Regions from separate parts of the Homo sapiens genome. Here region 2 is linked to region 1. Evidence: chromatin contacts called from ENCODE Hi-C or POLR2A ChIA-PET data. All regions are on one chromosome and are shown on one strand. The core of a region is the stretch at or near the end of the contact, and the rest is flanking DNA. Distances in the headings are between cores, read along the strand shown. Region 1 has its middle 150 kb from the start of ECI2-DT. Region 2 overlaps CDYL (chromodomain Y like).

Region 1 (4,880 bases), core at 1,531-4,030:
ATGTATCTTTCTTTTTCTTTTTTTGCTTAACGCTTTTGGTGTCACGTCTAAGAAACCATTGCTTAATCCAAGGTCACACAGATTTACTCCTCTGTTCTTTTTAGAGTATCATATCTTAGCACTTACACTTAAATCTCTGATTCATTTTGAGCTAATTTTGTATGTGGTGTGAGGTACAGGTCCAACTTCATTCTTTTCCATGTGGATAGCCAGTTATTCCAACACCATTTGTTTGAAAGACTATTCTTTCTTCATTGGGTTTCCTGGGAACCCTTGTCAAAAACCAATTAACTATAAATATATGATTTTATTTCTGGACTCTCAATACATGTCTATCCTTATGGCAGTACTGCACTGTCTTGGTTAGTGTAGATTTGTCATACATTTTGAAATTGGAAAGTTTGTGTCTTTCAACTTTGTTTTTTTTCAAGACTGTTTTGGCTATTCTGGGTCCCGTGTATTTCTATATAAATTTTATGATCAGTTTGTCAATTTAGACAAAAGAGGCGGCAGGAATTTTCATAAGGATTGCATTGAATCTGTAGATCAACTTAAGGAGTATTGCCATGTTAATGTTATTGTCTTCTAGAGTGTTATTCTTAAAAAAACAAGACAAATCACTGATTTCAACAGTTACTCAACTTCCATTTGCAACAGTTTAGTTTTTCTGCAATGTAAGTCACTCCTATTTACTCCAGCTACATTAAAAAATGGAATGCTTCACCTTGTCTGTAAATTATCTTCTTTGTACCAGATGAGCTCAACTATATTTCCTTATGAGACCTTAACGATTCCATTTTACTAGGGTTATTAGGTGTAGGTACTATATGAATTTCACTAAAAGATGAAGAAATCAGCTGGCCATGGTGGCTCACGCCTATAATCCCAGCACTTCGGGAGGCTGAGGCCGGTGGATCACCTGAGGTCAGGAGTTCGTGACTAGCCTGGCTAACATGGTGAAATCCCATCTCTACTAAAAATACAAAAATTAGCCAGGTGTCGTGGCATGCACATGTAATCCCAGCTACTTAGGAGGCTGAGGCAGGAGAATCACTTGAACCCAGGAGGCGGCGGTTGCAATGAGCCGAGATTGCGCCATTGCAGTCCAGCCTGAGTAACAAGAGTGAAATTTCATCTCAAAAAAAAAAAAAAAAAAAAAAGATGAAGAAGTCAAGGCAAAAAAACTAACATTCAAGCAATTACCTCACTTGCCACAGAAGAACAGCTAGATCTGTGATGAGAATGAAAGACTGTAGTTCCCACAGTACTGTGCTCTCCCGAGGAATTAGGAAGAGCTGGTTTCCCATCCCAACTGCTTGTTCTCCGTTCCCCTGTCTTAGTGTGGAATTTTGAAAAAGTACTTAATTTCTCTGAATCTGTTTTTTTATCTTCATTACGGTGGTGTGATCCAGGTGACCAAGTGACCTCGTGGGCCTGTGTCTGTAATATGACACACTCATTTTTAATGACAAATTATAGTTACCAAAGCTACACCCTCCCCAGCCTGGCTTCCAGAAACCCTCTTCACAGTGTCCCCTATTTGTTCTGAGTCTCAAAAGAGTGTCTCCTGTGCGCAGAGCCAGTCTGTTAGCTGCAGTCGTCTGCTCCATCACATCACTCCCGTTGACTCTCCTGCACCTGTTCCCCACCTCCACCCACCTTGTTTCTGCAGGGCCACAAGGAGTGCTTGTCATTGCATTGCCAAAACCAGGCAAGGTTGTTGTTTTGGGATTCATTCAAAGCTCCCTGTCCTATGGGCACCAGAGCAGGGCTGTTTCTATGCAGACAAGAAGAATAGTCTCCTCCACTCCAAATGCAGCAAGCAAGTCTGCCCAGCCCTGGAGTCCTTGACTCATACTTGAAGAATCCTATCAGCGTCATGCCCTTGTATTCCTGGCCATACTCCAGCTGGTGGAAGCCCTTAGAGGGGGGAAACATAGCATTCCATCACCACCTTCTCCCCATCACCTAGCCTGCTCCTCTCTCCCAGGTCACCACATAGAAGCTTGGATTAATGCAAGCCCACCAAAAGAAAACTGGCATGGGGCAAGGGGTGGGGGACCGTGTGTGGATCTTACCAGCAGCAGCTGGTGCCTGCTCTGGGGGCAAACATGAGGTCTCTGATGATTTAAAATGATACCTACCCCGGGAGGTGGCGTGAGATTAACTGAAATAATGCAAGGCAAGTCCTGGCACCAAAGACATTCCCCCCAGGGTTTCAAAATGTCAAAGATGATGAGGTCCCTTCTCTGGTAAAGGGTGCATTTATTTTCCAAATACTTCTCACTGCCTCAACGGAAATTTGCCTGGGCCTGTGGTTCCAGGGAACACTGTTTGGGGCAACCCCGTTTTCTTCCCGTGGACATGTGTGGCTCCATTCGAGTCCAGGAGGCAGACCAAACGCAGGGTCAGAATCGCTGCCTCGTATGCTCACCTGGACAGGCACTGGGAGATGAAGGACCATCTGTCTCTCGGTCCATGGTTTGGTCCAGCTGGTGCAAGAACCCCAGGTGCCGAAGGCGTTGCAGCCACCCTCCCCTGCCCACATGCCTGGGCGTCTCCGAACACTCCCCTTGGCGTCCACCACAAATAGAAGATTGTTTCATCCACCCATGCAAGGTCTTTCCCAGGACTCCTCCTACCCAGAAACCCAGGTGGTTCTCAGGGAGCTGCGCCAATCCCTCTGGCTGCACCCCGCAGACCCTGCCCACGCTCCAGCGCCACGTCCTCCGCAAGCGCGGTGATATGGCTCATCCTTCCCTTCTCGCCTTTCTCACAGCCCAGGTGCTGCACCCAGGCAGTCTGACGAAGCTGTTCCCGCTCCCAATCTGGCCAGACACGGCTCTGCGTAATTGCGCTCTGCGGTCCACCTGCTCCCCCGCGGCAGTCCCCCAGCTCCGCAGCAGGTGGGGCCGCCGCACAACCTCGCAGGCCCAGTGAGACATAGGAAACGCCAAACTGGGTTACGTAAGTGGGTTAGGCAGGTGGCGGGCGAGGTGCGTTCTACAGGAAAGTTGTGAATCAGGAGTCTGGCAACGTGAATTCTCAGTTCTCCTTTTGGTTTCATTACAACAAGCAGCTATTGGATGTCTGGTGTGTTCGCAGAAGTGTGATAGATGACTCCGTGTCGGAATACAGAAGCAGAGGGAGGGCTCTGGGAACAAAGCCCTGAGGATGAGACGCAGTCCTCAAACTCGACAGTTCACAGTCCGCAGGGGAGCAGACGTGGGAGCAATAATACAGCACATTACCACACATATAATAGTGAAAAATGTATGCAAGGTGTGGGGGGAGGGGGTGGATGGAGCGGGGAGGGGGGTGGATGGAGCAGGGAGGGGGAAAGAGAGCGATTCTTTCTGGAGTCAGTAAAGTCTCCAGGGACGCTCAACCTGAGTTTTGAAGAACAGATACAATTTTGCAAGGTGGCCAAGAGCATAGAAGAACGTTCTTGTTAGAGGAAACCAGAGTCGGGGGGTTTGGTGCCCTCCCATAATCTCCTCAACACCCTTCAAAGCTACCCTAAATAAGCATTCTAAGCATAAATAGCTAGTTTGCTATGTGAAATGTGAACTCCATGTCAAGACAAATCTGTACTGTCCTTTTCAATCCTACATACTAGCTTGAGCTGACACTCAGGGAGAGGTGTGGGTTGGGGCTTTGGGGACAAAGGACTGAGTAGTTCTGGAACTACAACAGGGGCAGACAAGACCATAAAGGACTTTGGAGGTCATGCTTAAGGACTTAAGCTTTATCTTGTAGGCTGGAGCTTGCAAGCTGGTGGCCATGAGATGACCTTTTTTTTTTTTTTTTTAAACCCTACGTACTTGTTTTGTTTAATTCTTATAAAGTTTTAAAAGTCAGTACCTTTCTGGCATCTCTTGGAAAAATCGGAGGGTTTGATGTCACTGGACTCACCATCCTGCCATAAGCTGGCTCCAGGTTGTAGCTGCTTCCTGGAAACCAGGCACCAGCTTGCCCTTTGTCTCAGTCCCTGCCATTCCCTCAGGCTTCCTGGGATCCTGTCTGGGCTCTGCAGGGGTCTCAGTCCCTGGAGGCAACAGGGACACACTTATCACTTGTCAGCACAGTCCAACGGTAAGATCTGGGCTGGTAACATGGTGAGGTGATTGAATTTGAAAGGAAGGGATGGAAGCAGGGAAACATGTCAGTCAGCCTTAGAGAGGAGAGTCCAGATTCAAGTAAAGTGGGAAACCTGTCCCTCCACTCCCCACCCGTGCACGTGCAGGTACACTCAGGCACACACTCTGAGTACAGCAAGACTGCTCTCTCTTCTTCAACTCTTTGAGTTCTTAGTTTCTTAAGATTTCTTTACCCTGTCAAGAATCACTCATGTTTAATTAAGACCACTTTCTTTTGAGAATAGGAGGGAAGTACAAATACCATTTTTTTGTAGGCCTGCTTCTCCCTTCTGCCCTCACCCTTAGAGATGGAGCTGGGTTTTGGCCCAAGGAGAACTTCAAATCTTGGACCATCAATTTTCCGACTCTAAAGGACCCCTCGCAGGATTAAGCTGCATACTTTTCGAGTATCTCTAGTATTCATCCCCCAAAGAACCAGTGCAATATTCTTCCCCTGCTAAGGAAAAATGGAGAATTGTAGGATGAAGTGTGTCAGGGGAATAAAAGAGAAGGTACCCTCTGTGGCCCTAGAGCCATGTATAATCCACTGCAAATCCCCTCTCCAAATTACAGTGATTTGTAGTGGAGGGAAAAAAAAGAAAAAGACTGAATTTCATTCCTGCCTTCAACATTTTCATCCAGTCCACTGTTTGGTGACCCACTTGGAGTGGCTCTTAGTCTCCATTAGTGCAGCAGGATGGGAGAAGGATTGTACAATGTCAGTCTGTTGCCAGGCAGACG
Region 2 (4,842 bases), core at 202-2,701, 650 kb after region 1:
AAGTTGTTCACTGCCCAGCCTTGTGGAATTTCTCCCTGTGCATGCTCAGATTGGTTCAGCAAAGACTCAAAGGGATCCCCTAGGCTCTCTGGAACTTTTTATCTATGTAGCTTCCTCCTTTTCCATATCATGTCTCACAAATTACAGCCTCCTGGGCCTCCCCCAAGTCATCTGTTCTAAGACAGCATTTTTGCCAGCTATGTCTGGGTTTCCCATCCCTGCACCTGCACTGTGGCAGCTGCTTTCGGTGGAAAGGCGGGTGGACTGTTAGGCTCACCATGTTTGTCTCCTTTCACTCTGGGAACATTGCCCTGCACAGCCTGTGGTCCAGTGCCTGCAAACAGTTGTTATGTCTATTTTATTCAGTTTCCTAGCTATCAGTGGCAGGTGAAGAAGTACAGACGCTGTTCTCTTTAGGTGGGAAGAGGGTGTCACAAGTCATTGTTAGAGACTTGCAGTTTTTGAAGCAGTGATATTTAACAGATTTGCCATATGTATTTGAGGATATCCTTTTTGCTCTTGAACATATTAAAAGAAAATCAATTACTGCAAGAGATACTAAAATAGGTTTCTTTCCTAGTCGAATGTTATGTTAATAAATCCTAGGAAAGCCTTGGTACTCTGAATCCAAATCCGTAAGGAACTCTCAGTTCACAGAGGCAACTTGTACTCCCGTGTCAACGATGAGAGTCATCGTTCCAGGGGAGTCGCACTAATTTCCACAGTTTGGGGTGAGGGGGGCGGTTTTTTTCTGAATCTCAGTGTTTACCATTTGTTTAGTCATTAGCAGCTACTTCTGCTCTGAAGTGTGGAGCTTACCATCCCTGGCTTGGGTTGAGGTAATGAGCTGTGTGACACTTGGCCAGTCACTTAGCTACTTGTCTCTAAATTGAGGGATCTGGACTAAAGAGACTTGAAGACCCTTTCCATGAGTTTACTGAGTAAACATGTACTGAGTGTTGTATGCACTGGGGATGGGTGGATAAGACAGGCGAGGACCCTGCTCTTACACAGCTTGGTGGAGTACATCGATGATACTGTAAATAAAAATACAATGAGAAAGAAATAACTTTCATGGGTGCTTTGAAGGAAATAAACCAGGGTGATATGAAGTGCTGATGGCAGGGACCAGCATTAGGATGGGAGGCCCAAGAAGGCTTGTCTGAGATGCTGAAATTTGAGCTGCCGTCCAGATGAGCAGAAGAAACTGGCCATTTGAATTCCAGGTCATAGGCGTTCTAGGCAGAGGGAAGAACACATGCAAAGGTCCTGAGATGGGCACAACCCTGGGTGACATGAGAACCCCGGGTGATGTGAGAACACTGTGGCATGATTGTCTTGAGTAGGGGGCATATGTGATGATCAGGGTCCTAGTCAGTGCTGGCAGCCTGTGACTCCAAGACTCGATCCTGCTGTGAATACTTCTCTACCTAAATAGTGCAAAGTTCAGTGTCACATGCCCTACTCAGATGAGTAACAGGGAGTGCCAGGAATTACATTGGGGTGGGGTGTGGTCGCTGAAGCTCCAACAAGATCACAGAGTCTGAAATGAGCAGGGACCTCACTGGCACGAGGAGCCAACACAGTTTTAACTCAGGAGTCTGAAGGCCAAGTTCAGTAGTCTTGGTCAGCGTGAGCCAAAATGAATCCATTTTTAAATTAGCAGAACCACGGATAGTTCGTAGGGACTATCGCCTCAAAGAAAATGCTGAAGCTGTTTCTGAGACTCACGTATAAAGGCTGCATGGGCTCCATGGCCTAGAAATGTTGCTTCGGTGGAAGGAAGCCACCAGGAAAACTGCTGGGAGAGTTTAAGGAATGTGTGACCTTTACGTAGAGAAAGGAAAGACCCAGTGAAAGCAAGAGCATTCCAGAGGTGGGGAGAGTGGACCTGAAGCCAGCCAGCTTTGCCCTGGTGGGAGGCAGGTTTCTTAGCCATTTGGGCTGCCTTAACAAAATACCATCAACTGGGTGGCTTGTAAATACACAACAGAATTATTGTGTTAATTATCCTCATAATTCTGGAGAGAACCCTAAGATCAGGGTGCCAGCAGGTTCAGGGTCTGCTGAGGGCTCACTTCCTGGTTCACAAATAGCACCTTTCTGCAGCATCATCACAGGGCAGAAGAGCCAGGGGGTGTCGGCCCTCATTTATAAGGGCACTCATCCCATTCATGAGGGCCCCACCCCCATGACCTAATCACCCCCCAAAGGCCCCACCTCCTCAGACCATCACCTTGTGGGTGAGGATTTCCCCACGGGAATTTGGGTGAGACACAGGCATTTGGGCCATGGCACCAGGCCTTCCCTGTGTTGCCAGGATGCTGCTTTTTGTGCTTGGATATAGCAGCAATTGAAAAATCCAGCTCAGGTTGAGGAACTCTTAAAGACCCAGGAGCTCTCACTTGGCATTACCAGCTGCTGGCATGTGTAGTCTGAAGGAACCCCCTTCTTAGAATGCCCAGAGTCTCCACGTCTGTCTCCTGTCCCAACATGCCAGCACCGTGTCACGTAGCCTCTGCCTGCATCTGCACAGCATTGTTTCTGGTGTGGTCTCTTTTTAGGCAGGGAAATCATTGCTGTCGGCTGTCACCTAAGTGGCAATGTCATCTCACCTGCACTTTTAACAACTGCTGTGCCCACGTGTGTTTTTATTGATCGATTTTTAGTTGTCTTTCATTGTGTCCTGTGGTCTGGCTTCCACTCTTCACGCCATAGTGAAGCATTGCCCATGCTTACGAGTGGCCTCTCATTTCTCCCTGCGTCGCCTCTTCTGCATTCTCCTCCACCTCTGTAACACCTGCCCCTGCAGACACATCCTCACTGCTGTGGCCTGCTCTCCTTCCTTTGAGGAAACCAGTTATTATTGCCTTCCTGCTTCTCTGCTGCCTCCTGGCTCTGCCTGCGCCCCTCCCCAGCACTTCCCAGCTGGCTTCAGCAGGCTCACTCTCTGTCTCAGTCTTCCCCTGGGAGCTCATACTGTCAGTTCAGCCATTTCTGGCACCAACCCCAAGTACCTCTCTCCAACCCTGACTTCCCTCCCCTGATCTAGATGTGCACTTTGGGCTATGCACATCTCCACCTGGATGCTCACCCTGGAGGAGCAAGCATCTCTCCCTCGCCTCCTCCCTCAGCAACTCCAGGCTGCCCTGTGGAAGCCCCTCTTCCGCTCCCCCAGGCTCACATGTTTAGAGTCATCCAGCATCCATTTCTCTAGACTCAGAAGGTTCCTGGCCATGTGGACTCTGGGTCCCAGTTGAATGGGTTGAAGAATGATGGACAGAGGGAGAGGTGAAGACAGCAAGTGCAGGCAGGTGAGGCCGTGATGGGACTGAGACTGGAGGAACAGATTAGAGAGGGTTCCTGAGGGGAGACGAGATTGTCAAACGTTTTTAAACAAAGATGGGAGAAGGATCTGGTAGGGTAGAGGATGGAGGTTAAAAGAAAAAGTCTTTCCTGAGTCCCTCAGAAGGACTCAGCAACACCTTTGCTGACTGGTAACATCCGACCCAGTGGTCTCCAGTTAGAACTACTCCAGGCTACAAGTCCTTTGGAAGCTTGTAGAGATTTGACAGCACTGGGATGACAGAGGTCAGGATTATGTGTCACTGTGTTGTTGGTCATATCGACAAGTCACTGAATAGTAGTGCGTATTGCAGTGTGAACTGGAAAATGAATTACAGTGCATCCCTACCTTGGGCCTCGCCTGCCACGCAGCCTTAGGAAAGAACAGGAAGCTATGTTCTGATAGAGGAGCCATTCTAAGATATTGTGGAAGGAATAACCATGAGATGTAACAATGTGTATATCTTATATATGTACAAGCAAGACAACAATGTATAAGATACAGCATCTTATACTACATCTAGTGTACTGCCATCTGTGCTTTTAAAAGCCAGGGTGGTGGAGAAGTCTGTATTGATGTTTTCTTGTATATCCATGGAGATACTCTGGAGGGGCCCCTGAGAACCCAGCCCAAGTGGCTAAGAGGGCAGGGGGATCCTGTGTAAACAGGATCAGGCTGTGGGGGGCTTTCACCTTAATATCTTTTATATTCTTAGGTTTTTGAACCATATGTATGTATTATAACCTCTTTAAATTTTTCAAAAATATAATTAAAAAAAAACCTCTAGCAATTAAAATATTATTTCCACCAGTTGAATGAAAGTCAGGTTGTTTTGCCAGGGAGGTTATTTGGCTCCTCTGAAATGTCCATTCATGAGTTTTCTGGTGGCTTTGGCTTATTCTCTTTCACTTTGGAGGAAATATTTCTGATTCATAATTCTTCATGCTCCGCCCTCAGAGAACTTCTGCCATTGCTAATGCTACTAGTAAAGTCTGATCTAGTTTTCTTACATTTCATTCCTTTTTTCCCCATCCACTCTACATTCATCACCACATTGGATCATATTTGGACAATTCATACAGACAGGAGGATAATTATTTGCATTCTTAACCAGGCACAGTGGTTCATGCCTGTACATCTCAGCTGCTTGAGAGGCCAAGGTAGGAGGATCACTTGAGGCCAGGAGTTTGAGACCAGCCTGAGCAACATAGCAAGACCCCATCTCAAGACCCTGGCAAAACACAGTTGCTGCTGTTGAGCTGTGACATACGAGGGAACGTTGGCAGGATGCTTTATGTGGTGGGGGAGAGGAGAGCTATCTTCAGCTGCTTAACAGGGCTGTTTGAAAAAGGAGTGGAACTGGAACAAGTAGATGGACTTTCTGATAGTCCCTCCCAGGGCAGCTAGAAACAACTCCTGAGTGTCCCACAGGGGTGGTGGTCTGAAGTGGTGGCTGCCACACAGCTCTATGACCCGCAGAGAAGGCTGGCTGCATC

What was found. A loop is a pair of places that touch in the nucleus more often than their neighbours do. ChIA-PET counts read pairs that join two places held with the same protein, here RNA polymerase II (POLR2A). Pooled maps may share reads with other maps.
Region 2: a map of spleen shows a loop between it and region 1 (3-fold over the local background). The contact joins two enhancer-like sites. A Hi-C loop is called at or near these places in 3 of 168 maps with a recorded cell type or tissue (B cell, Caco-2 and spleen), 26 of 37 single-sample maps with no recorded cell type and 14 of 50 pooled maps. POLR2A ChIA-PET finds 5 or more read pairs at or near these places in 1 of 52 experiments (H1).

Annotation. Positions count from the first base shown.
Region 1 is chr6:4,279,076-4,283,955 of GRCh38, forward strand. No RefSeq gene overlaps it. Among named protein-coding and RNA genes, the nearest start is that of ECI2-DT, 150 kb to the left of the region's middle. Within about 2 kb of position 2,781, at least 5 of the 41 ENCODE cell types and tissues checked have a DNase peak (open chromatin) inside an H3K27ac peak, as active enhancers do.
Region 2 is chr6:4,930,225-4,935,066 of GRCh38, forward strand. All of the region lies in intron 2 of CDYL (chromodomain Y like), which reads left to right. Among named protein-coding and RNA genes, the nearest start is that of LYRM4-AS1, 71 kb to the right of the region's middle. RefSeq lists an enhancer at 1,913-2,631. Within about 2 kb of position 1,452, at least 4 of the 41 ENCODE cell types and tissues checked have a DNase peak (open chromatin) inside an H3K27ac peak, as active enhancers do.